2 separate regions of the Mus musculus genome follow, and region 2 is linked to region 1. Evidence: chromatin loops called from intact Hi-C (ENCODE). Cell type or tissue: left cerebral cortex. All regions are shown on one strand. Links, peaks and the distances in the headings refer to the core of each region. The heading gives the core; the rest is flanking DNA.

Region 1 (16,085 bases), core at 3,727-11,726:
ATTTAACTTTTTAATGTTTGCGTATTATTTTAAGACTAACAAGGAGTGGGGGTGGGTGGCTATGGGGAACTTTTGGTATAGCATTGGAAATGTAAATGAGCTAAATACCTAATAAAAAATGGAAAAAAAAAGACTAACAAGATTGCAAATGACCAGAAAGCAGCTCCTGAAAAAGAGATCAAATTCATACCCAATGTACAAAACAGACTTGCTATGAGAGTCCTTTCTTTGCTGTTACAAAGATGTATCAGCAATCCCCAAATTTCCAAAATTTTCTCTTGATGCAGCATGATGGACAATGAATTCTCATTGGAATATTTTTCCTTTCTTTGCTTGGCGTAATGGAGAGTGTACAAGTTAAACTGTATACTGGAGGCTGAGTGGGCATTGGTTCCTCTGACTGTAATTTATAATCCTGTGCTTCACGTTTCCCCTCAAGTTCTTATGACCTGTGTATTACAAGCCATGTTATTAATGTTGCAAACTTTATTTTTGAAATGCAAGTGTTTGGGCTATATGATACTGCAGGAGACACTTAATATTACGAGTGCTCTTAATGATCTTAAGACATTGTGTGTAGTTTAGAAAGTGGGTTTTGTTGTTGTTGTTGTTGTTGTTGTCGTTGTTGTCATTGTTTTTCGTTTTCTGTACAATTGACCTTAGTATCCAGATCTTATTCTGAGGAAGTTTTAGGTCTATGAAGACTACATTTTCTTACTCCTAGAACTATCCATGTTTTAAAGGTGTTTGTAGTTCAAACATGTTGATGTTACATACAATTTCTTACTTCAAAAAATGAGGTAACACATCTGCAAAAGGATCAAACATGTCAAATCCCTTCAAATAACATCTAGTACTGAAATAATCAAGTAGCATTCAATAGTTTTTATTGAACACTATATAAGGTCCATGTTAAATGAAATTATTAAAACAGTGCTAATTAAACTCTTCTTCACTAATTATTATAATATTCAAACTAATTTAGATTCCCAATTACAATACTAATTGCATTTATAGTTACTTCTACTCAAAACAATTTAATCAATTCAGTAATAATTTGAGAAATAGCGAATGTTATACCTTAAAAAGGCATTAAAATAGAAATACAATTATTACTTTTTGAGAAGAAAAAGGAACATTTACTGATCATACATTTCCCCAAAGGAAGCAATTTGCATTGCTTAATACATTGTAAAAATAATATTTCCCATGCCATTGTAATAATGATTTGCAAATGCTGCCTGTAAAGTATAAAAATAAAGAACCCTGTAAGAGTACCAAGTACATTTTGCATCTTTTCATCATAAGCTCTGCTTGTCTCAAGTAAATTAAAATTCTCTTACAATCGCAAATCAGTTTAGATGCTTCATTTCTTATTTGATTCAATGAAGAATGCCTGGCTTCTCTGCAGCCCCATAATTTGTTTGACGAGGACTTTGCATAATAAATGAAAAAGAGTTTATTACTTGCGATTTATTCAGTAGAGGGACTATTCCACTTAAATAATGTAATTAAAGGTGAGAAGGGAGCAATTTTCTGCAAGCTCTTTACGGGGGCTCTCTCAATAAGAGATTTAAATCATGAAATGGCTCCACAGTAACTATTTGGACGTTTATCACTCATTTTATTAGAGTATTCTTTCTTTCAGCAATCACCAGGACTTTATCCAAGATATTTCTTATGTTTACTACACACTCAAAGGAAGGCCTTTGGATACGAAAGTAATTCTATTTGTAGAAAGGAAAGGATTGTTCAGAAAGTTAAGAGCAATATTCATTGTTGGACTATTTCTTTATGGCATGCTTGTACTAGAATACTTTGGTAAGAACATTAGAATGATGGCAATGATTGACTGTCATCTCATGGGAGTTTATAGAAATCAGTGAAGACATTGTAATGAATATTTGAGAATATGTAGGTTACGGTGTCAAAAATATATTAGAAACAGACTGCCAGATTTTGTAACACTTTAGCTTTAAATTGAATGAATGGTGTTGAGTGGAGAGTCAGATGTTCACATAATTTACATTAATAGAAACAATGAATAACAAAAATCATGATGACAAGGAACTTTAAAATGGCAGAACCCGGATTTGTTTTTTTTTTTTTTTTCTTTTCTGGTAGTTTTGTTTTGCAAGCCTTTTAGAGTAATAAAGTACACAAAGCTATCGGATGAGTGAACAGTCTAAGATGCACCCAGATGCCCATGGCTGATTAAAGGCAAGTTTGCTTTGATCATGTGTCTGTGCTTTTCAGTATTTTGTCGGAACAACAGGCAGCATGGCTTGACCAGAAGAGAAACATAAAAAGCTCAGCACACACTGTACAAGATGATATTTCCTGAGTGGCTGTTTTGATATTTCATGTACAGTCATTATTTGTCCTAAGAATATTTGATTTTCTGCCAGCCAAAGGTATAGTTAATGGAATAGAAATCAAAGGCTTAAAATGCTAGTTTTTAAAAAGAACTTCAGAGTCAAGTAGAACAACAGACTGTGGCATAGGATTTGTAACAGTTTAAAATTCGAAGTTCTAAGCAAGTCTGGGTCCTGGTACATGCATGCCATTGTGTGGCTGTGTTGTTCTTCTTTATACACAAGACTAATTGAGGGCACGCAATTCATCTTAGACACAACTTTTAAGTTCAAATTAAAAAAAAGGAAAGACTTTTTAAAAGTCACAGAGAATCATTAGGAGTTCACTTCTTTTTTTTTCTCAATTTATTAAGCTTTTTAAAAATCATTATGAATTATGAGATCAGAAGAAAATATTAAGGCCAGAAGAGATGGCAAACGATTGCTCCGTATGGTACCAACAGCTATAGTTCATATACTTCCACAGAAGAAAAAGAAGAATTTAAAAGTATTGCTATTTTTACCATGAGTTACAAGGTATATTCCAGACAATAGTATGTAATATTCTTGTTTGTAAGGAAATAAGAACTTCCATTTTTTAGATGGCCTAGTCGGCCATCACTGGAAAGAGAGGCCCATTGGACTTGCAAACTTTATATGCCCCTGTACAGGGGAATGCCAGGGCCAAAAAGGGGGAGTGGGTGGGTAGGGGATTGGGGGGGTGGGTATGGGGGACCTTTGGGATAGCATTGAAAATGTAAACGAGGAAAATTCCTAATTAAAAAAAAGAACTTCCATTTTACACTTCTTTGATTTGTACACGTGTAATTTACATTAAAATCTCAGCTAGGTATGCTATAAATCATGAACTTGGTCTTGTGTGATGCTTTTTTTTTTTATAACTCTAGCCCCCAGTAGGCTGAAGCTGACTTTTTCTAGTTAATACTATCTTGGGCTTCAAAGACATCCCTTGGCTCAGTGAGAGAAAACAAGTAACCAAGAGGATAACTTGGGGTTTTGTGTTGTATTACCCAATATATCTTAAGATTTCGTATCTATCATTTGATTCTTTTAGAATACTAAATATTTAAGTGTAACATATTACACCATGATTCAGGCTGAGGTGATTTAAATAACAAAACTCTTAGGCAGATTGTGTAATTTAAATCATATTAAAACTAAATCCTTGAAATAGCATGCATCATTTTAAAAATACATCTACAGCTATTATCTCATCACTGGGCTGTTTGGTCATAGGATTAATGTTATTACAAAAGTGATTCATGACAGCTGCAGAAAATCAATCATTTGGTGATCCTGTTACCTGAACAATATCTGCATATGGCAGAATATAAGTTAGAAGAACATCATCTACAAAAACAAAAAATCAAACAACAACAACAACAACAACAAAACGACCATGTTCATTCTGTCATTTTATACAATGTATGTCAGGGTACCTATCTACCATGTGTATCTACAAAGATCATAATTTCCACAGTCAGATATTTTCAAATTCTTACTTTTATAGTTATGTGTGTGGGTAAACACATGTGTGAATATAGGTCCTCAAAGTGTCCGGAAGAGGATATCCCACTGAAGATATAACATGCAGTTCTGAACCACTCATCATGGGTGCTGGGAACTAAACTGTGCTCACTGATGGAACACTTTTCACTTTTCGCTGCTGAGCCATCACTCTGGCCTTCAGATATTTCTATTTCCTGACCATACGAAAGAAAAAGGGTGAAACATGATATAAAGAAAATTCCACTTGCCAAGTCCACATGACTCTAGCATTGTGGTGCACAGTGACTCTTCAATGATCTTGGAAAACAAGAAGGGGAATGAGGTCCCTAGTCACTGGGTTCAAAGAACTCAAGATGTGTGTTTTGGCTGTCCCTTGTTTCTATAGGGGCAAATAGCAATGGGCAAAGGAGATACTCTTCAAATTTTCTAGTACCTTGTATTCACAGCATACAAATTTAAGACAATTTGAAGGAAATAATAATAATAATAATCCTGGCTGTCTTTCTGTTTAGAAAAACAACACGCAGAAATTATACAGCTCCACAGTAGCATGCATGACTACACTTTTATTTTAAACTTATTCTTCTCTCAGACTGTACATCCCAACTGCAGTCTCCACTCTCTTACTCTTTCCAATACCCTGACCACAAACTCACCGTCCTCCATTTTCCTTCAGAAAAGGGCAGGCCTTCAGGGGTATTAACAACATAACACCTCACGTCACATCAAGGCTGAAGGAGGCAAGCCAACAGAAGGACAAAGGGTCCCAAAATAGGCAAAAGTGTCAGAGACACACCTCTTGCTCCACAAGAAGACCAAGCTACACAACCATGTGGAGAGGACCCGGTGCAGACCCATGGAGGTTCTGTGATCTTTGCCTCATTATTTGGGAGCCCCCAAGGCCCCTAGCATGTCTATTTTAAGTGCTATTTCCAGTCTTCTAAAACACAGATCATGCATATACTACATCTATTTTATAGTTTTGAAAATGAGGCTGAGTTTGTAACAGTAACAATGTGTAAAGTGCTTTCAACTGCTAAGTGCCCAGAGTTCCTATGACAGCTCCTGTGACATTTTTGTGCCCAATTGACTTTTGATCATAAACAAACCATTATCACATATAGCTAATAAAGTCTCAGCCACTTTAATTTATGGGGTTTTCTAATATAAGAAACGGCTCTGAGCATCCACCCTAAAACAAATGGTGACATCAATTTTTGCTAATTCCTTAGATTTACAAAGAAACAACAGGGGGTGCATGGGAAACCTTAGGGTGATTTATTAATCCAGGTGCACACTTTACAGAGAAGCAGAGTCAGGCAAAATTGGGGAAGAAAAAGACTTCTTTTGTGACATTAAATGCACAGTGATGCAAGAAAATAGGAGAGAGAAAGAGATATTAAGATAAACTATGCACATTTTTGGAGGCCTTTGGACAACATTGACATAAACTTTTCACAACAAATTTTTTCTTATTTAGTTTTTATTCAGAATCATAAACTTAACTTTGCAATCTAGTTTCACAATAACATTTGCAGAGGTCTTTATCATCCATTTTACTGGTTACTGGAGCAACAGTGTACTCTTTTTAATCATGGCCCAACTAAAAACAAAATTTTAAAATATTTAAAACATATATTTTTATCAGAAGCTATTTAATATATGTTATTTATATTAGCAGCTAGATAGTGGACAATGTGGTCCTAAAATAGCATTTGTTATATTTATTCTTTTGTCTCTGTGGTTGAGTATATGTGTGTATATATGTGTTTGTGTGTATATTTTTTGATAAAATTTGTATGACAAAAGGAGATAAAATGTAGGCTTAATTTTATTTCTTTACCCTACTATTTCTGCTTATGAGATTACTTTTTCTAACTTTGTTTTTTTATTGCTATATTATGCCATTGTAGACAGATCATCATAGTCAGAAAAATTTTACCTAGTGAATGTCAATGCCCTTTTCATCTGAAAATGTAACACTCCACAACAAAGAAACTGGCTACAACCTTGTTCTAAAGGTGAGCTCTTTGGAGGATTCAGCCTGCCAATCCCATGGAATCAGATAGACTCTCCAGTTTACAAAATGCAAAAAGGAAACTGGCTACAACCTTGTTCTAAAAGCAAAGTCTTTGGGAGATTCAGCCTGCCAATCATAAGGAATCAGATAGACGCTCCAGCTTACAAAATGTACATCAGACCTGAAGACATCTGCAGTTCCAGCTGAAACCTAGCGAATGGAATATCTAAGTGAGCACAAAATAGGTTTCATTATTTCAGCCTTCCTTTCCCCCATCACTACAAATAAATATCAGTCAGCTTTGTAAGTATCAAAGCAACATTGTTAGAAACAACGATACCTACTATAACTATGTAATCTCATTATTTAACCTATCATAGATTGCTACTTTATATCTGGAAAATCCCATGAAGTCTCTATGATGTGCTACATTTACTCTGTAGAACTTTTAAGCTAGCATCATGCCCCTCATGAAGCACACCACATTTGTTTTGGTAAATAACGTATTTACATTAAAATATAATGTCTTTTATTTGTATCTACTTTCAGCAAACACAGCTTTCCTGCCTTAGCAGGAGACTTTCAGTCAGCAATGCTACTACTACTACTACTACTACTACTACTACTACTACCACCACCACCACCACTACCAACATAGTTTTCCTTATTGCCCATGTTAGGTGTTACTGCTTATTATCTGCTGAAGGACAAGTAAGGTAACTCTGAAAATTTTAGGTATTTATAAATGTTAGACATCTATATTTTCTGAAATAGTGTATTCTACTGATGAGGTTAAGCAATGAGATATTTTGGAAACCCTGCCACATCTATAACACAATTCTTAAAATTGCATTCAAATCAGATACAAATATGTTGTTAAAGCCACTGTCTTCTCTAAAACCTTTTTTAAAAAAAATTCTGTCAATATTACGCATTAAATTAAATCATTAAGGAGAACTGAATCTTATGTCTGATATCTTAAACTGTCAATAGTTTTGCCTATATTTAAGAGCAGTAAGTTTTACCTTATAAATCACATATCAAAAATTTGGTATTTGCTAAGCTTTTACATTCCATACATACTAAGCATAGAGAAAATCCCATTGTTGTTTTGCTTCGATTTTTTTAATTTAAAAAACAAAGAAACCAAAACTTCCAGAAAGAAACAGAGGAGAATCTTTGAAGACTGAGCTACAATTAATCAGATTTTGTATAATGTGGGTTTGCTTGTGGGCTGGGTATGTCCAATGGTATAGTGGGGCTGAAAACGCATTCAGCACAAAGTTTTTATCCCAGATATTGCATACAAAACCAAGATAAACCTCTGCTTTCTAGAGACAATTTGAAATCTATTAACAATCACTGTGTCTAACTTAATAAGTGTAGTGGCTATTCCTGGTTGTCAACTTGACTATATTAGGAATGAACTACAATCCAGGCTGGGAGGTAGAAGTTTCTGACCTGGATCTTGGTATGGAGGTTTTGAGGCACAGTGGCTATGGATTCCAGAAGATTAAGACAGTGAGATCTCTGAGTTCAAGGTCATCTGGGATTAAAGGTGTGGTGGCACACACCTTTAATCTGGGGTACACCTTCTGCTGGAGACAATATAAGGACATTGGAAGAAGGGAGTTCTCTCTCTCTCTCTCTCTCTCTCTCTCTCTCTCTCTCTCTCTCTCTCTCATTTGCCTGCTTGTGGTGTCCATTGTTGGGAACTGGACTGCAGACTGTAAGTCATCAATAAATTCCTTTACTATATAGAGACTATCCATACGTTCTGTGACTCTAGAGAACTCTGACTAATACAATAAGTAAGAAAGAAACAGCAGGAAGGATGCAAAATAAAGGCTTGCCCTGTATTTTCTATTGCATTTACCCTGAAGTTTTCCTCTTGGTACCTTGGTACTGCTTGGCTCTCCATTGAGCCTGTCTGTTGAGGGAGCTTCCTCTTCTACACATACTACAAATGTACCTGGAGTAGAGAGGTAGTACCAAAAGGAATTCCTCAGGAAGAGTAAAGCAGATTGGGGGATTTTTCTGCTAAAGCTGTGTGTTTACAGGGATATCTGCAAAGCATATTTGATGGTTTTGTGCTGTGACAGCACCATCTCAGAATAAAGAACTGTGATAGGGTACTGTCCTTGGTCATTTTTGGAATTCATGTTTGGAGCGTGGTTTCAAAGACATTTAGGAGCAAAGTAAGAAAAGACAACTCCTGTAGTATATTGGTCAGTCCTCACACACAGTAATAATTCTGTCTCTGGATCTTGTCAACTTTGGCAAGAAAGAATACTAAAGGTGTGAATCTCATTTCTTATTTATATTGGCTTGAAAATATTGACCAAATAACAGTCAGTGGTCAGGTAAACAAAAATGTCTGTGAATTCATATCCAAGCTGCCTAGCCTCCTCTGACTGGGAATGGAACTCCTAACATTTCAAATTTATGAATTTATATTTTATAATTTTATGCATGGCATGAGTCATGATTTAAGAGCTATAAGCAATAAAGCTATAAGCATCACTGCCAAATTTAAAATAATACCATAATCTCACCAAATGCATACAATTTAAAGAATTTTACAAGACATTTTGATGTGAAAATTAGCAGTAATTATCTGCAACACCATAATCTCACCAAATGGTGGCATATGTACCATGTTTCTCCACACAGAGACTGTGAGTTTCAGTTTTAGGAAGCAGCTGCTTGCTCGTTAGAATATTTCTTCACAGCCACACAATCAAATATTAAAGGAGTATCAGACTAATAAATGTTTGAACTACTCTGAAATTTCAACATCAAAATCTACCTGTCTTAATTTAAATGTTCTTGACTTGCAGTTATCCTTGTTTGAATTTTAAAACACTTTTACTTATTTTTTTTTCTGGAACAGAATATCTTCAGCATTAGGAAGAACACAATTATAGTCTTTTTGGCATCGTAATGAGCTTGAAAAATTAATATTTTTCACTTTGTATCATAATGACATTTATAGCTTCCATTATTTAATGATCATTCATCAAACATTTCCTGAATACTTATAATGTGTTATGCAGCAATGGCAATAAAACTGTGAATGTGACAAACACCACCACTAGAAAGTCGACTGGCAGAGTGATGTCAAGTTTGATAAGTAAGAGAATTTACAAGGAATGCTCTTTTGAAGCATCCTAGTCAGGCTCTGAAGGATGTTAGAAATGCCTTTGCTTAACTGCTTGGCTTTGCTTGCAACCCAGAATATTACGTCTGCCCTGGCCCTCAAAGTTTCAAGTCCACCAAGGTGCGGTGGTCTATTTCCACATGAGGTTTTCACTCTTCTGTTTCACATGTACTCTTCTACACTTGGTTAAGTTAGTTATGAAATTATATAACCTGACAGGTTCTCTTAGTCACTCTTGACACAGTAATGTCTCATGTTCACACTTCTATTCATACCTAAGGTGAACTCCCAGAGCAAGCGCGGTCGACTCGCCTCACAGAGAAGAAACTGAGAAAGTTAATGATGTACCAAAGATCAAAGACTTCAGAAAGCAGCAGCATCACTACTAAAGTTCCTTCAAATGTTTTTTATTTACAAAATACTATTATATTATACCCTAAACAAAATAAGCTTTGGAAATGCAAATGTATAGGAAAATGGATATATATATATATATATATATATATATATATATATATATATGAGATAAGGTATAACATACCAAAAAAATTGACTATCAAAGAATGCAATAGACTCTTTTTGTTCAATTCAATGTGGCATTTGAAGCACTATGTTCTTATAACAGGAATGGAAGAGCTGTTTACATTTGAATTTACTTCAAATAATCTTTCTATTATGCTACAAAAGTGATATTCCACTGAGGAGTTTTTTGTTTGTTTTGTTTTGTTTTTTATTAGGTTCAGGGATGTGGCATACTGTCCCACTAGTAATTTGTCTCTTTTGAAATTGTTGTAGCTAAGGTAGTCAATTTAGAGTCCAGTGGTTGAGGCAGCCTGGTTGTTTATTCTACCCCTTCCATAATTGAACTACCTTCCCTGTTTTGTTTCTAATAATAACCAGCTGCCTAGTATGGGAACTACAACAGTTTGGGAGGTCAAGATCCATCAAAGCCTGATGTTTAAATAAGCCGGTCCCCTTGTGTCAGTACTGGGTAGTAATGGAAGCCTGGTAGGAAAGTCCTCAGGTCAGTTTGGGGAAGGGCCTATCATCTACTTTACTATTTTTGGTTGTCTATCCATGGAGTATGGGTTTGATTTGTGACATCCTTTCACCTTAGGGTACTACCTCATCCTTCCCGAAGCACCACTAACAATCAGTCAGTAACTTCTAAACCAATGAAGCAAAATTAGTCTATTTTTTCTTATGAGGTTAGTGTTTTATCATAGTTATGGAAAGTAAGTGTAGAATCTATTGTCTGGTGAAGTGGTTTAAAGTGTCCATTAGCCACTGTCAGTGATGAGAATTACAATATGGTATGGCTATAATAATGGGTTTTGGAACTGCAGATTTGGGTTTGGGCAGGTTATCTAATGCCTTGATTTGGGCATTTGCCTTGGAACTTCTTGCACTGTTTACCCAGGATTCCATACTGTCCTATAAGTTAAAGTACTTTCTTTGAAAGCCATAGAGTTCTACAGCACACAGAGAACAGTCAGTAAATGGCAGCTAAAGGACTCCTAGAACTTTTGGCCTCCCTATAAAGATCTGCTTCTCTCAAGAAGGTGCACAGATCTGAAAGTTACTGAGGGACAGTAGGCCCTTCTCTGTGCTCAACTGTATTGGTCATATGCTTTAGCTTCAAATAGGCCCATTCTTACTTAGTGTTGTCTTCTGGGGCTTCCAGTTGGTTCCCATTATGTATTGTGGATAGCCCTGGGGCTAATTATGTTTGATGTTAATTCCGTTCTCCTGTGAGTGGTTGAGAACAAGGACTGAGTCAGCATTCAGGTGATTTCCAGTAAACCTGCTTCCCACTTTAACTTGTAAAATAAAGGAGAGCTGATGATTGGGCAGATAAAAGGGAAGGTGGAGAAGAAGGTGAGAGAGAGAGAAAGGAGAAAATGGAAGAGGGAGAGGACTCAGAGGAGGAGGAAAAAGAAGAAAAGCAGAGCAGAAGCACATGACCTGGAAAAAACACAAGTTCTAAGGGGTCTCATAAGCTATGGAAGATGGTAGTGTAGCGGTAAATCTGCCCAATCTAGGTGCACAGCATATATTCATATTAACTGTGCTGTGTTTTCATTGCCGGGGTATATTTGGGAGGAGATTTACTGCACCAAGTATGTTTTGATATTCTTAGTTCCAATCATCTTTTCTAAAGCAATCATTCTCTTTCTGTGTTTTGTTTGTGTTACATGGTGTGTGTATGTATGTGTGTGTTTGTGTGTGTGTGTCTGTATGTATATCTGTCTGTCTGTCCTTCTGACTACATAGATGTGTATAGTTGTGTACAGATGTGTTGGTCAGAAATTGAAATCAAGGGTCTTCTTCAGTAACTTTTAAATTTTATTTTGGCTACGGGGTGCTCTTAAATGGTTATTTGCTTTTGATTTGTATGTATGCAGGTGTGTATGTGTACACGTATGAGGAAAACATGAGGCCAGAAGAGGGCATCAGGTCTCTTGTGGTTACAGTTACATGTGGTGAACCACTCAGTCTGAGTGCTGAGAACTGCATTGAAGTCCTTTGCATGAGCAGCGAGCATTTTGGGAAACAGGCATTTCTCCTGACCCAAGGCAAAGTGTTTCTCTAACCCTTGAGTTCACTGGCTGGCTAAAGTCTTTGGACAGCAATCCCTAGGCTCTTACTACCGCTGGCCTCTCCTCCTACTTCCTGCAGCCTCTATCCCCAGTGATAAAATTAAAGAAATATTACAAATGCCCAATGCTGTCTCTGCTTTTTATTTGGTGCGGGATCTCTGCTCCTCATAGTTAGCATTTTACTGACTGAGTCATCTCTCCAGCCCTTCTAAGTTTTCTGAACATGGTGTAATAAGGAGGCAATGCTCACAGTATTCCATGTGTCTCTGATATTGACAGAAGGGCTTATTAACAGGAGTATATCCTTCTACACTTTGATTTAAATGTCAGTCCATAATTGCAGCTACTCAGAAGTAGACGTAGAAGCACTATAACCTGGAGGCCAGTGTGATCAAACTGTAAGAACCATTTAGAAGTTTAAAAAGTAAAATGAAGCGAAAGGGGCTGACAATATAGCCTAGTGTTTGATCATTTGCTAACTTTTTGTTATTTATTTTTTATTGGCTATTTTTTCTATTTACGTTTCAAATGTTGTCCCCTTTCCTGGTCACCCTTTCACACACATCCCCATCCCACCCCCCCCCCATTTACCTCTTAAACAAAGCCATGATATTTACTCTTAATAATAATAGTAAAAAAATAAATAAAAATTTTGTACATTGTCAATGGCCTCTGGAAACCTTGGCTTAATCCATCATGAAGAGCTTTAACAATGAACCAGCAATGCCAATTGCAGCAAGAGCTCTTTTGAGAAAGACTTAGAAGGGACAATGCCAGTTTACAGGGCTGACTCAACAAATTCAATCTGTGAGCCTCAGACTAAGACATGATGAATTTAATTGCATGCACTCACACACACACACACACACACACACAAGTCATAGCACAGTTTACTGCTCTGATAGTAACTAACCATCTTTTAACTCTTCTGTAGTTTTGCATATTCAAAGTCTCAAAGCTATCAAGTTTCTCATGACTTCCCTTGGCTCTGTCATTTCGCATTTTCTGAGATAAAAGTTGGTGTCCAGTTGTTATCCTTACCTATATTAGAATGTAAAGATTTTTTTTCTTGTTTTTGATTTAAGTTATCCTTAAAATAACCAGTGCCATACTTACTTCTTTATATTGTAAATAAATGAATAAATAAATAAATAAAAATTAATATATTCTGTGCCCTTCCCATTATACTGCTGACTTTTTCTTCCTTGGTAGGAGGGTTTATTATGACTCAGGTTTTAAGAAAATGCCTGAGCAAAACCAAGCCAAACCAACCAACCAAATAAACAAAAAACCAAGTGACACTGCAGCAATGTTTTATAAAAAACAATTTCTTTTTAATGTAGCTTGAAAATGGCTATGGCATACACAGTTTGGAGGTATCCTTAGTTTTGTCTTTTGACAAATTTTTGTGAGCTGACTAGAAAGCCATAAAGAGCATTTTTCCCTGTGAAGCTGTGGTCTCTGTCTCTAAATCATTCTGTATGTCAAGATAAGCTTATCTATATATCACAAAACGTCTCTGAAATACAGCTAATTCAGAGGAAGAATGCTGTCTTAATGCATTATGCTGTAATTAATCACACACAGTGTAGAGAGCTAAAGATTCTTTCAGAAAACAACAAAAGAGAAAAATAAAGGGGTTAGGGTACAGTAATAAATTAGTACTCTGAAGGAGTTGGGAGTCTTCACTTCTCTGACGTTGCTTAATCTAGAAGCCTGGAGGATACTGCTGTAATCACTAAAGGAATTTTATTCTTCCTGCTAGAGCCATTTCTCCCGGCAAAACAATTAGGTGATTAAAGAGGTTTACACAGTGCATCGCTGTGGTCTAATAAGGATTTGCACTTGACATTACCAGTAAATGAAATTCACAAGGGAAAATCTGACTCATATGGGCTTTTATACACGGGCAAAACAATCAGTCTATCAGAGTGGAGGAGGGGCATGGCGAGGCTCTTGCTACCAGACGTTGAGGGTTGAGAAACAAAATGGACCAAATGATGATTTTTTTTCAACTTTCTTTTCTTTCTTTGTTTCTTCCTTTGTTTCTTTCTCTTTCTTTCCCTTTTCTTTTTTATGTGAGGTGTGTGTGTGTTTTCTACAACAGTAGTTTGCAAAACACATACATTATTATTGAAAAAAAAAACTAAAAAAGGGAGAAAGGAATAAACCAAAAGAAAGAAAGAAAAATAAAAGAAAATCTGAGAATAAAATGGCATCAACCTGCTTTCCAGAACCCTTTCTTATATCCGTATGAAAAAAATATATATATCTGCCACTTAAGAGAATGGTATGCACTTAAGATGATGGGGCTTAACTGATATTCTATATCTTAAAACTGTATAAATGGTAGCTAACTGGAAATGCAAATCTACATATAAGGCGCAGTATTCAACTTAACTCTTGCAGACATTGTTTCAAGAAAGCTTCTCATATTCTAGTACATTACATCTAGTCTACATTAACTTTATCTTTTCTTTTGTACTGTAATCCTAGATGTGTTTATAAACAATAATCTATCTTTATGTTTTCAGTTGTATTTTTGAGTTAATGAATGGCCTGATGATGTTTAATTAAACCAACGAAAATTGATTTTGTGGTTACTAAAGGCAAGCTTTCACGTGTGTATAACTGATGGATTGATGCCTGTCCCTTAGTTCTTACCTTCTTTCTCACTTCTAAACACTTCTCTTATTAAACAGGTAAAATTTCACATGTATTCCCCACAGCATTGCCTTAGACAAGATAAACTGTGAACTTTCCCACATTATTCTCATTCCTCAGCACATTTCTTATTACTTAGTGTGCCATTTGTGTTCAGAGTTACTTTCAAATTGCTATATCAGACACTTGCATCCAGCAGATCACATGAGTATACTGAAATAGACAAGTTTCTAATGAGTTAACTAATTACGATTAAAGGAGCTTTTCACAGATTTTCTAAACTAAGTTCCTTAATGCACTGACTCCATTTCAGGTACAGTAGAGTATGCATGCAAAGTTCAGTAATGCTATAAAAACTGCCCTTAAAAGTGACAGGACTGTGGGATGGTACTGTACTGTGGAAACTTCTTAGAGTGAAACCAGGGCTCATGGGGTCCTGCTTTGTTAGGGTCCTCCTGCTGGGCCTCAGATCTCTTTGTCTGATCTTTAAGCCAGCCAGAAGCAGAGAGCCATTCAAATGAATCTGTTGGTGTGTGAGGATCAGTGATAGCAACTTTGGATGTTGTTCTGACCACCTGCCTGCTGCAGAAGGTGGACATCAGAGGCACAGGGCCATTGGTGAATAGCATCCCACATTGGGGGAAAGTCAGAGTCTCCGGGAGGGCACGTGATTGTGTAACCAGTACAAGAATATAACTGGTCCAGAGGTGAGAAAGCTAGGGTGTGGAGTGTTGCATCTGCTTCATTCTTTAAAGGCGAAATTTGAAAAATAGTATGGACAGTTCAGAAATGAACCCGTTATTACTGAGGAAATATCTGGTGTGTCCAAGGTAGCTAAAAAATCCCTGATACAGGTTCTCCATTGGGGTAATAGAGCTAATTATAACAGCCAACTCATAGAGCTTGTTTGAAAATCAAGAATAATAAAAACTATGAATTGTACTAGACAGCAATATGTCACCTTAAGCACACCACTAGTACCATTTATTCAGGAGCAATGAAGACAAGGAAGTAAAGTAAACAGTTCCACTCTCCACACAATAAAAATAACAAGCAATATTCCTGGAGTTTTTATTGGCAGGATTTTTAGGCTTTCATAAAATAGTGTACGCAAAGTTTCTGGTGTCGTATATTCTGCCCTTGTACTGGGGAAGAAAAAAAAAAGAGGGTTCATTTGAGAGGAATGGGAGAATAAGGTAAAACATTACTTCAAAAAGGATTCTGTTCCATAAAAGATTAAATCAAAAGGGAGCTAGCATGCACTTCCTTTTAAAGAGATACTTAAATTGTCTTCAAAGGTTTCTAGCACATATAAAGGTAGAAAGAACAATAAAACCCTGTGCACTCATCACCCAGCATGAATAATAAATCACTCCTGGCCAATCTTGTTTTCTCTCACTTAAATCCTTTCCTGCCTCCCTCTAGATGACTTGTGGTATCCATATTTGAATGAAAGCCTCTTAAAAATGCACACTCTGCCATGAAAACACCAACATTATTGACTAGTGCTAACAAATATTCTGAAACCTGGGTTTTTGTTGTTGTTGTTTGTTTGTTCAAGAAAAGAAGTGACTTTTTGCTTATTTAGCTCATTCTGTAGTCTAATCTTATGGTCACTGGCTTACATCAATGCAAAAGGGCAGGATACCATAGGAAGAACAGGGTGCATAGATGTAAAGATGAACAATAAACCAAACAAGTAACAAAGACACATAGTTTGATGATGCTGTGACCTAGAATGTGCAAAGGCAGAGAGG
Region 2 (16,085 bases), core at 3,255-11,254, 600 kb after region 1:
AGATAAAAAATTCACAAATAAGAGGCTGCATTCATTGCATATATAACTATGAGGATTTTCCTTTTAAAAACTTAGAAAATATACTTTTAGAGTCGGGATTCTTCCATAAAATGAACTCTGTAACAATTAATGTTACAGGAATTTACTTGAGTTTATCAAGTAAAATAATTGAACTTAAGATAAAAAGTATTAAGAGGCATGACAAATAACTTCCTAAGAATAAACAGATTTAGGATCTACATGTGAGGAAAAAATCTACAGTGTAGGTGATATATGGAGAATAGAAACGAAGTATTTTGAAATTCATGTGCAAATAACAGCAATGAAGGAATGATAGTTCAGCTCATTCAATATGATCTTAGAGGAATATATTACTGAAAGAATTACTATCACATAGAGCTAAAGTAACTAAATTTCTAAGACAAAAAACAAAAACAAAAAACCACCAGTTCACGTTCACAAAACCAATATTCTGTGTGTGTTGTAAGTTTAAATTTTCTTTGCACACTGGATCATAATTTTTTTAAAAAATTAGCATGAATTGATTTTAATTATAAGAAGAATGAATCAAAACCCGAGAGATTCCTTATATTTCAAGGGCATTGGATCTGACAATTACACTTTAAATAATTATTATTAAACTTATGGATATTTTTAACTTAAATGAAATAGTTCAGAAATAGGTTTATTGAGGGAAGGTAATCCATCTAGCACGATTGTCCCCCACACTGTATCTGTTTAACCTTTTGATTCTTCTTCAACATGTCCTAAGGACACACTATTCTGTTATTGCAAAAGAACATGGTGGATAATTAAGAAAGTTAAATACATATACAGGAATCCCATTAAAAATTTCTAGTCTTCAAATTTACTGTAAATATTTTTATATCTTATATATAATCCCAGACCTAAAATAGAATTGGTTTTAAACAGTTATATCAAGTTTTTTTTTTTCCTAGACTTAATGAGAATTAGTAATTTACTCCTCCCCGATTTTGTCATATAGCTTAATATAGCCTTTTAAACAGGCAACAAGCTCAAACTTTACTTAGAGTTTACATATGTAACAATGGGTTGAACTACTCAAGAAGAACTCAATGTTGATAAAGTTTATTTCCAAATGTATAAATATAGACAAAATTAAGTGATTATTTTTCCAGTTGTTTAAAAATCACTATAAAAGAAATGTTTATTCATAAAATAAGAAACATGAAGCAGAGGGGCCATACACAGGATGTGAATGGTCCTGCCTCTCTTTCCCCATCCCCACAGAATCTAGATTTCCAGATGATTTGGCTCTGATTTTTCATGTTAGTGGTCATGACTTTATTGGGCTTTATGAACTCAAAAGAGTGATTTTAAATGTACTTTTTCCCACAATAATGTTCTAAGTCTACTATCTGAGTATGACCATAGTTACCAGTAGATACGACGATAGCCCAGTTCAGGATCTAGCAGGAATGCTTCCTGCACAGGAGAATATACTGTGATTGCAGTAGATTAAGAGCCATGGCAAAAATCACTTGGAAAGCGCTTATATTCTGGGTCACGCAACACTTAGTCTTTGAAAAAAAATAATAAAAGCCTTCTTCACTTTAGATACAAAGTTCAGAGAACTCGTTACACTATCTACAACTTTTAAAATATTCATACTCAACAATAGAAAATAATATTGACATTTAAGGCTTTCTTGGAGCAATCAAAGTCACCTTTAAAAGCTGTATAAATATCTAAACACTAACTAGGCTGCTATTTCTATGCTACTCTTTACTCTAATATTATCAACCAGTGGCCTCATTCCTCTTGTTTTATTTTATATTTTAATTATACCTCTCCATGCTTTTGAAATCAATTTCATGGAAAGAATGACTATAAAACCAGTTATTATAACAGTTCAGGACTGGAACTACTAAATATTTTTTTCACCAATTTGATATCAATTCTTTTATTAAAAAAACCCACTAATAACTTTTAAATAAACATTCTGCAAATAAGGAATGTAGCACTTTTTTTTTTTTTTTTTTTTTTTTTTTTTTTTTTGCTATGAGAAACAAAACGTTCCTATCTTTTCCAATTGGTTTTGTCTCTAAATTGCACTGTATGTCTCTTAATACATGAGTCTCTAAAGTGACTCATGTATTAAGTTTCTACACAGAGTAGAAGTTGTATCTTTTTCATAAATGACCAAATGGCAGGGCGTCAGATCTATCACATATATCTACAGAAAAACTTCCTCAAAGACAGAGGTAGAACCACACAATCCCTCAAAGAAAATCCTTCCGGGTCCTTGGACATTAAAGAGAATTTTAGAAGGAACAATAAAATACAGTCTGTCGTAAAGTATTATATAGGTTGAACTCTACTTATATTAGAAAAATATAGATGCAAATACAGAAGCATATATGATTGCAATCTAGATATTCATTCCTATTAACATACAAAATATCTGCCTGTACGTATACCTGTAAATATAACTAAGCTACATTTTAAGTAGAGTGTCACACAATAAAATATAGATGAAAAGCATTTCCATACATAAAAATTATTCGTGACAAATATAAGATGAAATTAAAAATTTAATTAAAATACTGCTAAAATGTGAAACTATCATTTGAAGTAAACCTTGGATCTCCGTCATTTCTGATGAGGTTTCTATTTCAAAATATATTTGTAATCATTTCTGCTTATGTCTAATATGAATTTTACATGGATATCACAGTATTCACACACACACACACATATTGCTGAAACTTTTAAAAAGGAATCCACATACCCTTTAAAGTTCACAATTTGTATGTGTGCATTTTTTAACAATTGGAACTGAAAGCCATATCTAATCAGAATTTATACCAGACAAATCCAACAGGAAGTTGATAAGAAAGAAAGTAAGGGTACAAGGTTTCAACTTTTGCTTCACCATCAGTGACTGACAAAGCATTATTATCTTTAAAGACAGCGTAATGGCAAGAAGGCAGAAATTACAGCTTTTCCCCAATCTCTCAATCTCGTTAATGTGTTTATAGAAAATTAATTCGCTTGATATATTTTTTAAGTCTAAGCTCAATTGCTACCTTCTTACAGTGCTTGGAGAAAATTATGTAATATGGCTAAGTTGGGCGAAAGCTAATATGAAGAACTAGACTGAAAATGTAAGTAAATGGATAAAATGAAAAGAAATAAATTCTATACATCAAACTTGATGATTCCCCAGTTCCAACGATCGTCATGAGCTTTAATTTAGAAAGCAAATGTTTGCTTTAATTTTAGAGGCTGTTTAACTTATATCCACGTATGATTGTTGTGATTTCCAAATAAAACTTTAAAATTAATAACTAAGCTATTTCCCTTTTCTTTCAATGCAGCTCATAGCATTACTTTTATGTGTCATAGTACAAGCTAATATGTATTTTATGCATACTATGTGTATGTTCACATATGTGACATACTGTGCATTAATTAATCCACTGCCTCTCCCGCAAACCTGAAGCTAATTATATGAAGATGGTACTAAGCCATGACTTTTCAAAAACTTTTGAAATATCATCTATTTCCAAAATCATTGTGATTCAATTTTATCATTAATAGTGCAGATACAAATGGACACAACTGCATCTGGTTTTCTTAGATGATAATCATGATAATTATAGCAATCATATAAGAACACTTTATCCTATTTAATGAGATGAACAATTGTGTTATTAGCTGTCTTTTAAATTTCCAGTCAAAGTTATTGTATTTAAATCTGTAGTTAACAGATTTAGTAATGATAAAAAATTAAACTTTCAGCGTCTTTCTCTGAAGGGCTTATGTTCTTTGCTTTGGGAGGGACTTAATTTTGAGATAGTTTGTTTGGAAATATATATATTTATTTTATCCATGTGGTGTGAGTCAAGATAAGACTAGATTCTTGACAAAGCTAGCTACACTATTAACTGAGTTCCAAGCCCTCTTGATATTGTGTGAATCTACCAGAAATAGTCTCGGGGATGCACAGTTAGGGTTTATTCAATTATCTCATGAATTAGATGCAATCACATGTATTTAAGACACACACGAATAATGGAAAGCACATTTAACTCAAATGATTGCATGTAGTAATTTTCTGAAGGTGTTTTGCCTATCTTTGTGTTCTTTAAAATATGTAATGTAAAGCTGTAACCTTTTGATTACTATATTATGATTCTAAAATAAGATTTAATTGGTATGCTTCAGACTACTTAGACATAATACTGTACCACACTGTAATATACAGAGATACACTGACTCTGAAGACACTGGACGTGGTGGAGTTGACTAAACACAAGACCCAGCCTTGAGTGCAGTGGCTCTTGACTTCGCTTAAGTCTTTCTGCTGTGTCTGTAAAATGGGCAATGCGTTTTTATCACCTCTATAGTTATTTTCTCAGGAGCATTACTTGGGCTAAAGTTGTAAGATATATGTTGGGTATATTGTCCTTGTTAACATAATTGTGGATGTAAAGTCAGTTAAACAGGTATTTTGACAAGCACTTGCCTTGCTATTTGAAGACTTACTTGGTGTGGACAGACCACACATGTTTCTTTCTTTTTTTTTCTATAATTCTAGAGAAAGAATAACATTAATTTAGTATAATCACTACAAAGCTACAAAGTTCTGTTAACTTTTCAACTATTTTAGGAAAAACATGTACCTCCCTATTGAAGTTTACAAAACAAAAACTTATTTGTATTAAGCCTGATAATATAATATTTATTTGCTTTGAGGTACAAGTTTACACACACACACACACACACACACACACACACACACACACACACCCTATATCTTTAAACATTACTCATGACCTATATCTTTAAACATTACTCATGCCATGAGAAAAAGTGCATTGTTTTTAATGGAGTTATTATTTGTCATAATCTATCACCTTGGAAGTGCCTTGTACCTTCATATGAATGAATTCAATTGAACTTCAATTTATAAAATATCTTTAGAAATGTTTCCTGAAAGTTAGAAAAAAAAATAACAGCTCACAGAACTGGATTTTTTTAATCCATATATTTTAGTCGTATTTTGGTGGCTTTACCATTGTTTCAAAGATCATAGAAAATTCCGTGTTCCTGATAAAGTAACTCCATATACATTTTTCCTCCCAGCAACGTGATTTAATCGGGATAAATGGGTGTTAGATTTGTTCTAGGGCCCTTTTCCATTGCTCCATCTGCTGGATGTGTCTACATCTTCTGCAGCAAGTGGGAACCTCTCAAACTAACATGAATTAATTCAGCAGGTGGCTTCCAAAGGCTCAAGAATGTGGATTGTTAAACTTAAAATTACTTTTACATTTGGAGCGGGTGGGGGGCGGGGTTGTCCGTAGGAGTTCCTGCTTTACTGAAAGAAAAAAGAAAGTGGGGAAACAGAATATAATCTTAGGGGAGATATTCCTCACAGTAGGCGAAGTACTACAGACAAGAGATAGGTTCCTCTGCAGATTTGAACACTCACTCCACCAAACTGATTTCTCTGAACGGTCCTAAAGCCTCCCCTAACCCAGAAATGAAAATCACATGCAAAATAACTTTTTAAAGCATTTTAAAAACATGACAGCGAGGAAACATAGCATCACAAACGGTAATCAAGACTCTCAACAGGATTAGCCAAGTGACTGGGTGCCATTCTCTTACTGACCCCATGGCGTCTATGCAGGCAGCTCTTGGGTCGCATGCTTGGACAAGGCAGCCCCAGTTTTCCGTCTTCTCCCAGTCACAGACAGGACAACAAGCAGCTGCTGCCAGGAGCCAAACCGCTTTTCCTTCCGCCACCGCTACTGCTGCTTCCAAACCGCGGTTGCCGCTACTGCAAAGAAAGGGTTACTCCTCCTCCCCGGGAGTCAAGCTCCTGCAAACTTCCCCTGGTTTACACGTAGGATTTCCTGCAAACTTGTAAGCCCTTTTCCTACAGAAGGGCCCAGGAGACCTTTAACAAGCCTTCCAGGCAAGAGCATCACAATCAACATCACCACCAGAAGGTAAGAGCTGCGATTCTATCCGAAAGGCAGTCTTCATTCAGATGGCAAGAACCGCTTGCAACATAAACTGCCCCCACTCGGTTCATATCAGCAAATTTACCAGCGTGAGCAGTCTCCGCTGCCACCAGCTAGTGTGAAGGTGGAGGTAAAGTTTGACGAACGGTGACCACCCCTGGCAGAGAAAGCATCTAGACAGCTACCTACACACGCGGGCTGGGTGAGAGTAGATTCCTGTAGGAAAAGTGTCACGTACCTTTTTCTGGTTGCCAGGGTGCTAGCCCAGGACCCCGAGAGTCTGCGATCTGTTGGGGCGAGCGTCCAGCCCTGGTCGTGGGGCTCCTTCCCAGGTTGACCGGAGACGCTGCTGCCGCTGCGCCCGGGCACCGGGCCGAGCAGCCTGCGACTCGCCAAGGGCGCCGGGCACTGCCAGTCACTTGGCCCAGAGAAGTTGGGCAGAGCCTCTGTGGCGAGCCTCGGCCACCCGGGAGAGCAACACGTTTAGTTTGAACTTTCCAGCTCCAGTCCCAGCGAATACACACTCACGCACACACACGCGCGCGCCGAGAGCCTGTCACAGGCGAGCGGACTGGCACCGGTGGCTCTCTGGCCGCGTCTTTCTCTCTCCCTCGCTCTTATTGGCGCGGAGGTTATTGTTTTATTTATTTATTTCCTCCTCTTGGCTCCATCCCCCCGCCCCGCATCTCCCGCCCTGCCTTCGCCCCCTCCCTCTCCTCCCCACTAAGTGTCTCTGAGCCCAGCGGTGGCTGTCGCTCCAGCTGCGGCGATGAGGGCTTGCTGGCAGGTCCTCCCCCCTTGTGCAGGCGCGGGGACCCAGGCGCCCTGGGAGGGCGGGGCACCAGGAGGGAGAGGACACCCAGGGGGCTCTGCTTGCTGTGGAGGAGGCGCCCAGTGTCAGTGGAGGTGAGGGGACTTCTCTTCGGATTCCCCGGGACAGTCCTGATGGAGCTCCACTGGCGAAAAGGGAGAAGCTGGTGATCGCTGCGCAGAGACTCTCAGCCCTGGTGGTGGATGCGCCTGAACAGCTACTGCCTCTGTGAGTGCAGATGCACCGGCTCCAGCAAGGAGCAGGAGACCGGGCTCATTCACCAGTGGCTGGGCTGCTATCCTCCTCCAGGGCGTCCCCAGACCCCAGCGGGTTGCTCCTGTTACCCAGCGGGCTTTTAGCCTCAGGCAATAGGAGTGTGGTCATTTTTTGTAAATGGTGGTTCAAGTGTATGTAGTTAGGCTTCTACACTTCCTTGCCTGTCTCTTCTCTTACTCGGGAAAGGTGCCTTCCACTCTCAGGTGCAGCACCCATCCTTGGGATGGCCTAACCCTTCAGCGTCCGGGCTCAGCCTGGGACTCCAACATTCCATTCCAAAGGGTCCCACAAGATTTGATCCGGAGTGCAATATCTTTGGGGCTATCTTTGGCCTCCAAACTGAGCTCTTAAATGGCAATTGACCGCAGGTGCCATGGTCTTTCAGTCACAGCCTAACCTTTTCCAAACCTGCAGAAGAGATGACCTTAAAGCCAGCTGCCCTCCCCCATTCCTCCACAATCTGATAGCTGTTCTCCACCAAGAAACCCATTTGGGCTCAAGGAAATCCTGCCGTTCGCCAGGAATACTCCACTGCCCAGCGGCTTTTCCACCGTAAATCTCTGCCAGGGATCCCCAAAAGAGGAGGGAGGAGGAATCAAAATGAAATAAATCTAGACCGCATCATGATAAATAAGCAGCGGATAAACTATGCACCATCCCAAAGGATGCGATGCAAATTCTGCCTCCTGGCTTTGGAAGCAGGATTCCTTTCCTCAGCGTTTTGCCCTCGGAAGCGCCAACAATGTTTTATGAATTCTCTTTTTGTAAAAGCACTCGTTTAATACTGGAGTGCTTACAAGGATCTTTTATTATATGTATATATTGTCCCGGTGTGTTCATTTGTTTTATATTATACCCAATTATTTCTCCCAACTTTATGAAATTTTCTGGTTTGATATTTACTCATTGTCGTTTTCAATATTTACCAAGAAATTCCCTATTAATATACAAATACCCCTTAAGGAATTGGTATATTTTTCCACTTTACATTCTCATTGACATCCCAAGTAAGCCCCCCAGAGGTCAGTTGAGGAACAGGTGAGGACTGACATGGGGGACAGAAAATAGTGCGTCTTCTTTCTGCAGATTACAATTGCTCACTTTCAAAATGTGCAGTTATCATTTGCAAAGAATAGTGACAACGTCTGAACTTCCAGGCCTTAGGAAACACCAGATAACAGGGCGAAGGGGCCACAGATATTTAAGTCCTTTCTAGTACATGGTTGGGCACAGATATCAGCAAAGAAAAGCCACGCAGTACATCACTGCTCCTGAGTGATGAACACAACACGAATGTTAGTCACTTCGGAGAGCATGTCTTCCCGTGACACAGTGATTTCTTTACGCGAAATTAGCATGGACCATATATTATTTTAAGCCCAAAAGATTGGAAGAGCATACATGTGCTATGCCTTCAACAGACAAACAGATGCTAGTATGTTAGAGGGCTCTCTAACACTAGCAGTTTGAAGTTTACATGCAGATTCATATAAACACATATAGCGCCTCTCTGGAGCTCATCCTAATCCCATATCCATATCTTCTGCACTGCATCTGAATGGTATTTTTTTTCCCTATGTGAGTTTGGTCTTTCATAACATTTGTTTCAGTGTGCTTCTATTTAGCTTTATCCAAAGGGGCAGATGTTTACTGGGACTTAAATTACACACAATGATGCTATAATAAGCTCAAAAACAAATTTGACATTGAAAATGATGTTAATTAGGAAACAAATAAAAAGTAATTGTTTTGTTATCTTGAAAAAGTGATTGAACACTATCCATGGATATTAGCACTGAGTTTGGTGGTACACACCTGTAACCTCAGCACTGAAGAGGGTAGAGGCTCACAAGTTCTGGACTAGCATGGACTACATATAGAAAAGACATTCAAAAGAGCCTCCCAATAGACACTTTCATTGTGTCTATAACTGTATTCACAATCTAATTCAAATGCATTTAAATGTGTGAACTACCATTACAAATACATTAAGGATATATTTTATTCATTAAGGGTTACTGAATTTATTAATTACCACATAGATATTGGAGAATACCTTAATATATTAACAGGGTATTTTAGGAAACTCCAAAATAAACTCTTGGAAAAGAGTATACAGCTGCATAACTTCATCAACTTGCTTAATATTCAATATATATATATATGTTCCCTCTTTTTATTTAATCTTTATTCTTTTTACACTCCAGATTTTATTCCTCTCCCGGTCCATCTTCCAACTGTTCCACATTCCATACCTCTTCCCAGCCCTCTGTCTCCAAATAATATCGCCACCTCCCACTCCGACCCCATCAGATCTCCACACTCCCTGTGGCCTCTGGTGTCTTGAGGGTTTGGTGCATCTTGTCTGACTAAACCCAGACCTGGCAGTCTCTCTGCTGTATATGTATTGGGGGCCTCATATCAACTAGTGTATGCTGTCTGTTTGGTGGTCCATTGTCTGAGATTTTTAGGAGTCCAGGTTAATTGAGACTGCTGGTGCTCCTACAGCCCCCACCTCCCCCTCAGCTTCTTCCAGCTTTTCCTAATTCAACCACAGGGGTCAGCAGCTTTTGTCCATTGACTGGGTGCAAATATCTGCATCTGATTCTTTCAGCTGCTTGTTGGGTCTTTCAGAGGGCAATCATCTAGGTCCCTTTTTGTGAGTGCTCCATAGCCTCAGTAATAATGCCAGGCTGTGGGGTCTCTCTTTGAGCTGGATACCATTTTGGGCCTGACACTGGACCTTCTTTTCCTCAGGGTCCTCTCCGTTTCCATCCCTGCAGTTCTTTTAGACTGAAAAAATTTTGGCTCAGAGTTTTGACTGTGGTATGGCAACCCCATCCCTCACTTGATGCCATGTCTTTCTGCAGGAGGTAGGGTCTACAAGTTCCCTCTCCCTACTGTCAGGCATTTCATCTAAGATCCCTCCTTTTGAATCCTGAATGTCTCTCAGCCCCAGGTCTCTGGTACAATCTGGAAGGTCCCCCCAATGTCCTATCTCCTGAGGTTGCCTTCTTTCTGTTGGCCTTCAGGGCTTCAGTTCTCCCCCCCCCCCACACCCAATACCAGATCTGGTTCCCCTCCCTGCCCCTCTCTCTTTTCCTTCCCAGGTCCCTCTCCTCTCCCCATTTGATTGCTTTCTTTTCCCTTCCAAGTGGGACTGAGACTTCCCCACTTGGGCCCTTCAGGTTCTTGACCTTCTTGAGTTCTGTGGACTGTATCTTGGGGATTCTGTAGTTTTATTTTTGGGGGTAATATACACTTATTAGCTTATTTTCTTGACAAATAAAATACAAAGCAATAGAAAAGATAAAGGGAGGGCACAGAAGCTCAGTAAGAGGAAAGTAAGTTTGTATGAGATAGAGGTGGCTTGTTAAGAAGCAGGAAATATGGAGAAACAGAGGTGACTGGATGCATCCTGTCTGCTGAGTACACGCACGTGCACAGAATATGTTATATCATTAAAAAACTTTAAGCATTGGTACGTGTATATATGAAATGCCCAGTTTAGGGAGTTTGTCTAAAGGTTTGTACAAGTTGCATCCACATTGATAACATGAAATCAGACAATAGTGAAACCAGGCAATTCAAAGCCAGAAATCCTCTTCTCCTGTACTTTAAATATGAGATTCCATGAGTCATAATTTCACTTGTTTCAAAAGTACCTTTTTTTTTTTACAATTCTAAATGTACCATCATATTTCCAGAATCGCTAATTCTTAAAGAATGACCCATTTCTCTGTGAGTAGGTGTATTCACATCGTCAACATCTAGCTTTACTGACGGTGTATGTAATTATCTAGTTTATACATGTGGGAACTAGGGGTCATGTATAAAGGGAAGTGTGTTGACTACTGTGCTGGACACAGCAATTTTCTGTTCTTTGACGCTAAGTCTGAATCTTTACCTGATTTAAAAATCACTATTTAAATTATTTTCAAACATAACCTTCATATTTAACGTGTTTTATTTTCTCAATTTCTTCAACAATTTTATTTTCTTATAAAGTAGTCTGCTACAATGTATCCTTTTCACATCCTTGCATATTATGTAGCAAGGAGTCTCTTCACCACTCCTGTGAGAGGTGAGAACAGTTTCATCCTGCTGTAGTCACTACCACACCAGACTTGTTTATATTATTATTATTATCATTACCATTTTATTCCTAAGCTTTATTAAGTCTTGAAAGATGTTGAGGCACATAACAAAGAGGTTTTCAAAAGTTTCTTTTACCCTATTTCAAGGGAGTCCTAAAGATGGGCAATAGTCTTGCTCTTAAGCTCAATGTTAGAGAGGCAATTCAAAAGTTAATTTTCCAGATGGATCTATTCATGTTTGAAAAGAGAAATCTGTATGTCAAATGTGGCTTTTCTTAATATTGTGGACATAAGCTCCTGAATAAAACCCTCCACAGATTTCCTGCTGTTTGTATGCTCACACTCATCAGTGTCTTCCTTTCTTCCATTTTGACACACTGGGCTTATTTGATTCTATATTAAAATTTATTTATCTTGGACAGTAATAACTGCTAATCCATCGATTTAGATTACATCCATTTCCTTCATCTAGCTACCCAGAGTAGCTCTTTATCATCTTCAAAGTCTCCCAGGCACATTGTTTGGTGGGCTTGACAGCAAGCAGCTCCTTGCTTGATTCTGAATCATCCCTATTCTCATGAGCATATTTTTTCAACAGAGAACAGAACATCTTGTAAGTGCATGCAATTGAGGTATATAAGGGACACTTTTTCTATAGCATTAGAAATTAAATGCCATGGGCATTATTCTAAAGGCTGTAGTGAGTTCAGCTCTAATAGAGTACCTGAAGACACACGAGTTGCCCAAAAGTGATTAGTTCTAGGAGAAATATGAATCAAAGCAATTTATTAAGGAGCATAGAATAGAGAGTAGATATTAAATGATTATATAATGATATAATTAATAAACTACATTGTTTTTAATAAATTTATACTTTTTCATTATTATAAATAGCCCTGTCGTTTTAAACTGATCTTATTGTTTCTATAAAAACAACACACATTCCTTATTAAAACGTTAAATTTATGCTTAGCATATGTTTTGAGAATTAGAAATCATAAAAATTAAAAATTCACAGCATGTTGAACATTCTAAAGAACAAAGTCTTTATTCATCATTAATTTAAAACTGTTTTGGTTTCTTAAAGTAAAAATGTTCATCTACATTCTAAATTAATTATTAATTACTTAGTTTAAAGTTAATAATGTCAGGCACATTTTACTATTATATATTATACTATTATTTATCATTAAAAATGAAAATTAGTTTAAATCAAATCAGTGTATAACATACATAAACTTTCATAGATAGTATTCCATTACTATAATATTAGTAATATGATACTAGTTTACATAGCACTTTTAATTTCAGAAACATCTATGAAAGTGATAGCATTGACTATGTAGAAAGTTATAGAATAGAAAGAATCAGGATGAACATTTTAAAATCCAGACCCCTACTCCCTTTTATTGAAAACTGATTCTTTTATCATACAATAAATCCTGATCATATTTCCCTCCTTCTTCTAAGCCTACCAATTTGTTCCAACCTTCCATCCCTTCTGAATCCACTGCTTTTATGTCTTTGAGTGGAAAATAACAGACTTCTAAGAAACAACAAGGAAATATGACAAAATAAAATATACTAAGATACGGGAAAATCATCATTTCAAGTTTGGACAAGGCAGCATAACAGAAGGAAAAGATCCCATGAGTCAGAGACCCACTCATTCACACATTCAGAGATCCTAACCTGTGGTACCAAACTGAAAGCTATAGTATATTTGCAGGGCACCAGTATGCAGTGCCAACCCATGTAGCCTCTTGCTTGCTTCTTCAGGCTCTCTGATTCATATGGACCTTGCTTAGTTCATTGAGAGGGCCTTGTTAAAGGTCAGAAACTTTTATGAGAGTTAATAGAGAGGCACAGGTATATTGATGTCAAATTGAAAAAGGGTGGATTTCAAATGCATTCAAATAGACAGTAGAAATGCTCTTTCATGGAGAAGAGCAGTGTGTTTTCAATGGCCACTGTCTTTTGCTGGTGTTTGAAAAATCCTACTTAGTGTAGTGGGGGAAAAATGACCTTAAAAAGGGATTAAAAACTACCATTTCAAAATACTTTGAGATAGCCTGATTTCTAAAGCTTAGAGGGTCAGGATTATCTTTATCTCTGATACCTTAAAAGCTTGTGTTTTCAATATAATTTATGAAGTAAATTCATTAGTATTAATACACAAGAAGATGGCTATATTAATTTAAAAAATAACTTAATTTCAACTTTCTCATTCGTTCCAGAAAATGTCATGTAGCATTTAAATGATTTATATTTTGGAAATATTTTTCAAACATCATTCCTTCCTCAGGTCTGGTTGATAATTTACTTAGCTATAAATGAAACCAGTTTCAAATGTTCTCTCTTGTTAATCAAAGGGCTCAAATAAACTAAGGTTATCTATATCAAGAGTTGCACAATGTGTTTCCAAAAGAAAAATTAATCCCACAACGTTGAGATAAACTTTGAAATATTGCTTTGATATTTATTTCTACTAAACTTACTTTAATACTAAAGTATTGATCTGTGAAAGACATATGAGAGAAACCTGACCAATTAGCACAAATATATCAAAGTGGTCCTGATTTCACACATCCAGACACAGTTTTCTTTTTAATGCTGAACTATTTCTTGAAATCCTTCAAAGAAACAGAGCATATAAAATTTGTGAGTAAAGAGAAGCAAGTACATGTACATTGTTATTTTGTTCGATGCCCTCCATAAGATGCTCTCGCTGCTATAGTAAAACCACCATAATCTATATAACAGATGTTCATTTTCTATAACTCAGTAGCTTTGGAAGTGCAAGACCAAAATGGCACCAGATCAGATCTCAAATTAAGGCCATTCTCTCATAGATAGCATCCTCTCATTTAGTTCCCAAAAAGTTGAAACTCTGTGGACTCCCTTTATGAAAGAACAAAATGCATTCCAGTAGACCTAGCCCTTACCTTATAGGATTATAGAATTTGGAAAGAAATTTCCATGTAAGCTGGTGAGGATTTTGTGAAAACTTGGATCATAATATATACAGAGAAAACAACTAATGCAGTTATCTGGGACGAGGGCTTATGTGAATGGGTATGAGTTTGGTAAGGTTATCTCTCAAAATGGCTGAGTGGAAAGACACCCAAGTTAAATAATTTTCAAGCTGAGATAAAGTATATAGAAAAAAATTATTATTTTAACATTTTTACAGTTTAGCACAATCAAAATAAAATGTAGACTATGGAATATAGCTATATTCTTGGGCAATTACTGTATACTTCCCTGTCTAGACATTTCTCATATTTCCAAGCAAAAGTTTTCTTTTCATTTATGAATGATAGTCCATGACTCTTATGGACCAGTTCATAACCAGGAGCACTTAATTATCATGGGTAACCCACATCGGTGCATTTGTGATGCATTTGCTATTTTATGTATGGCTTATTTCACTTAGCGTGATGTTGTCCAGGATCAGCCATGTGACAGTGTATGATACGAAGATGATTTTGTTAAATGCTGAAACAAATTCCTTGTTTGTAAACAATAACGTTTGCCTGTCCATATGTCCACTTACAGGCATCTAGGTTGTTCTAGTCTAGTGGCCCTTGTGGATAATATCAACACAAATATACTATAGAATTATCTATTAAATTCCTCCGTTGTATATTTTGATAGGATTCTAAAACAGGAATCCAAATTACAGTACTTTGATAATTCTGTTTAGTTTTTAAAGAATCAACAGACAGCTACATATCAGCTTACATTTCCACCAGAGTGAGTAAGAACTTCAGTTATGCCATAGAAGTGAAATGTAATCTCAGTTTGATTACGGTTAGAATTTTCCAAATTATTATTAAAGTTAAGAATGTTTTGGGCTTATTGGCTATTTATGCCTTAAAAAAAAACAACAATCAAAGTCTTTGAATTTTTAGTTGGGTGTTGATTTTTGTTCTTGAAACGTCGAGATACGTTCTACATTCTAGATCCTACCAAATAAATAATATGACATCTTTCTCTTGTTTGATGGTTGCTGTTTGTTTTGCATCAATTTACTTTGGCAATGAAAAAATTAAGAATTATGTGACATTCATTTTTTGTGTAGAATTTTGTGAAGATTCTCTTTCAGTACAACAATTAAAAAACAAGTTGAACATATGTAAAAATTTTAATAAGTAAGCCAGTATCATTAGTTTTAAGTTCATGTGTGAACTTTAAAATGTTAAAATTCACCATTTTATTTCTATAAAATGCTTCTTCTATAAGTTGTAAATGCAAGAAAACCTATGGATTTTAATACCTTTTTCAGTATTAGTAGATCAAGCACATAAAAATATCTTAAGATCCTGGGCACAGTGCAATAAATAGCATTTAAATGCATATTACTCTTCCTTTATAGGTCCTTTATCTTCAGGAGAAGATAGAATGAACTCCATTCCTTTTAAATACTTTTTTAGGCACCAAAGTTGAACCATGTTCAAGTGAATCCCTTCAACACTTTTCTTTCTGCATAAGTAAAATTATTATTTTCTCATACAGAGTTGTATTTCCTGATGAATACAGAAACTGGGGTCAGTCCCACAGAATGGCTGCCTCTGGGGAAGGTGGCAAAAAGCAGATATACTGATTTTATACAGACTGATTTGCTTAAAGCTTCTGATAACCCCCCCCAGAGCTATACTGTCTCATATTAATATAGGGAAATGGAAAAAAAGAAGTCTATAATTGCTCTGAAAGCCTACCCAAAGTCTGTGACATTCATAAATGTAATACCTGTCATTTAGACATGTAAATGTTAGTTTATGGTACCACCCTGGGCGCTCTTTTGTCTTCCCCACCAGTGATTGCGTGTAGATATACATTACTGAATAGGAACTACTCATTGTGCTACAGCTTAATACC

What was found. A loop is a pair of places that touch in the nucleus more often than their neighbours do. Peaks named below come from ENCODE experiments on the same cell type or tissue, not always from the same donor. Only the 100,000 strongest peaks of a DNase experiment are listed, where the experiment ranks them.
Region 2: a loop joins it to region 1, with 5 times the contacts of the local background. A loop is called at or near these places in 5 of 42 quality-filtered maps.

Annotation. Positions count from the first base shown.
Region 1 is chr8:50,308,274-50,324,358 of GRCm38, forward strand. All of the region lies in intron 5 of 1700019L22Rik (a long non-coding RNA gene), which reads right to left. Among named protein-coding and RNA genes, the nearest start is that of Gm2516, 52 kb to the right of the region's middle. In left cerebral cortex, for the core only: a CTCF peak has its summit at 8,537; a DNase peak (open chromatin) is centred at 8,565.
Region 2 is chr8:50,909,607-50,925,691 of GRCm38, forward strand. 1700019L22Rik (a long non-coding RNA gene) reads right to left here and starts at 7,827. Exons shown (of 7, transcript XR_003947392.1): 1 at 6,259-7,827. In left cerebral cortex, for the core only: CTCF peaks have their summits at 5,196 (motif pointing left), 5,793, 7,029 and 8,141; DNase peaks (open chromatin) are centred at 5,276, 5,812, 6,096, 6,431 and 2 more places; H3K4me3 peaks cover 2,329 bases.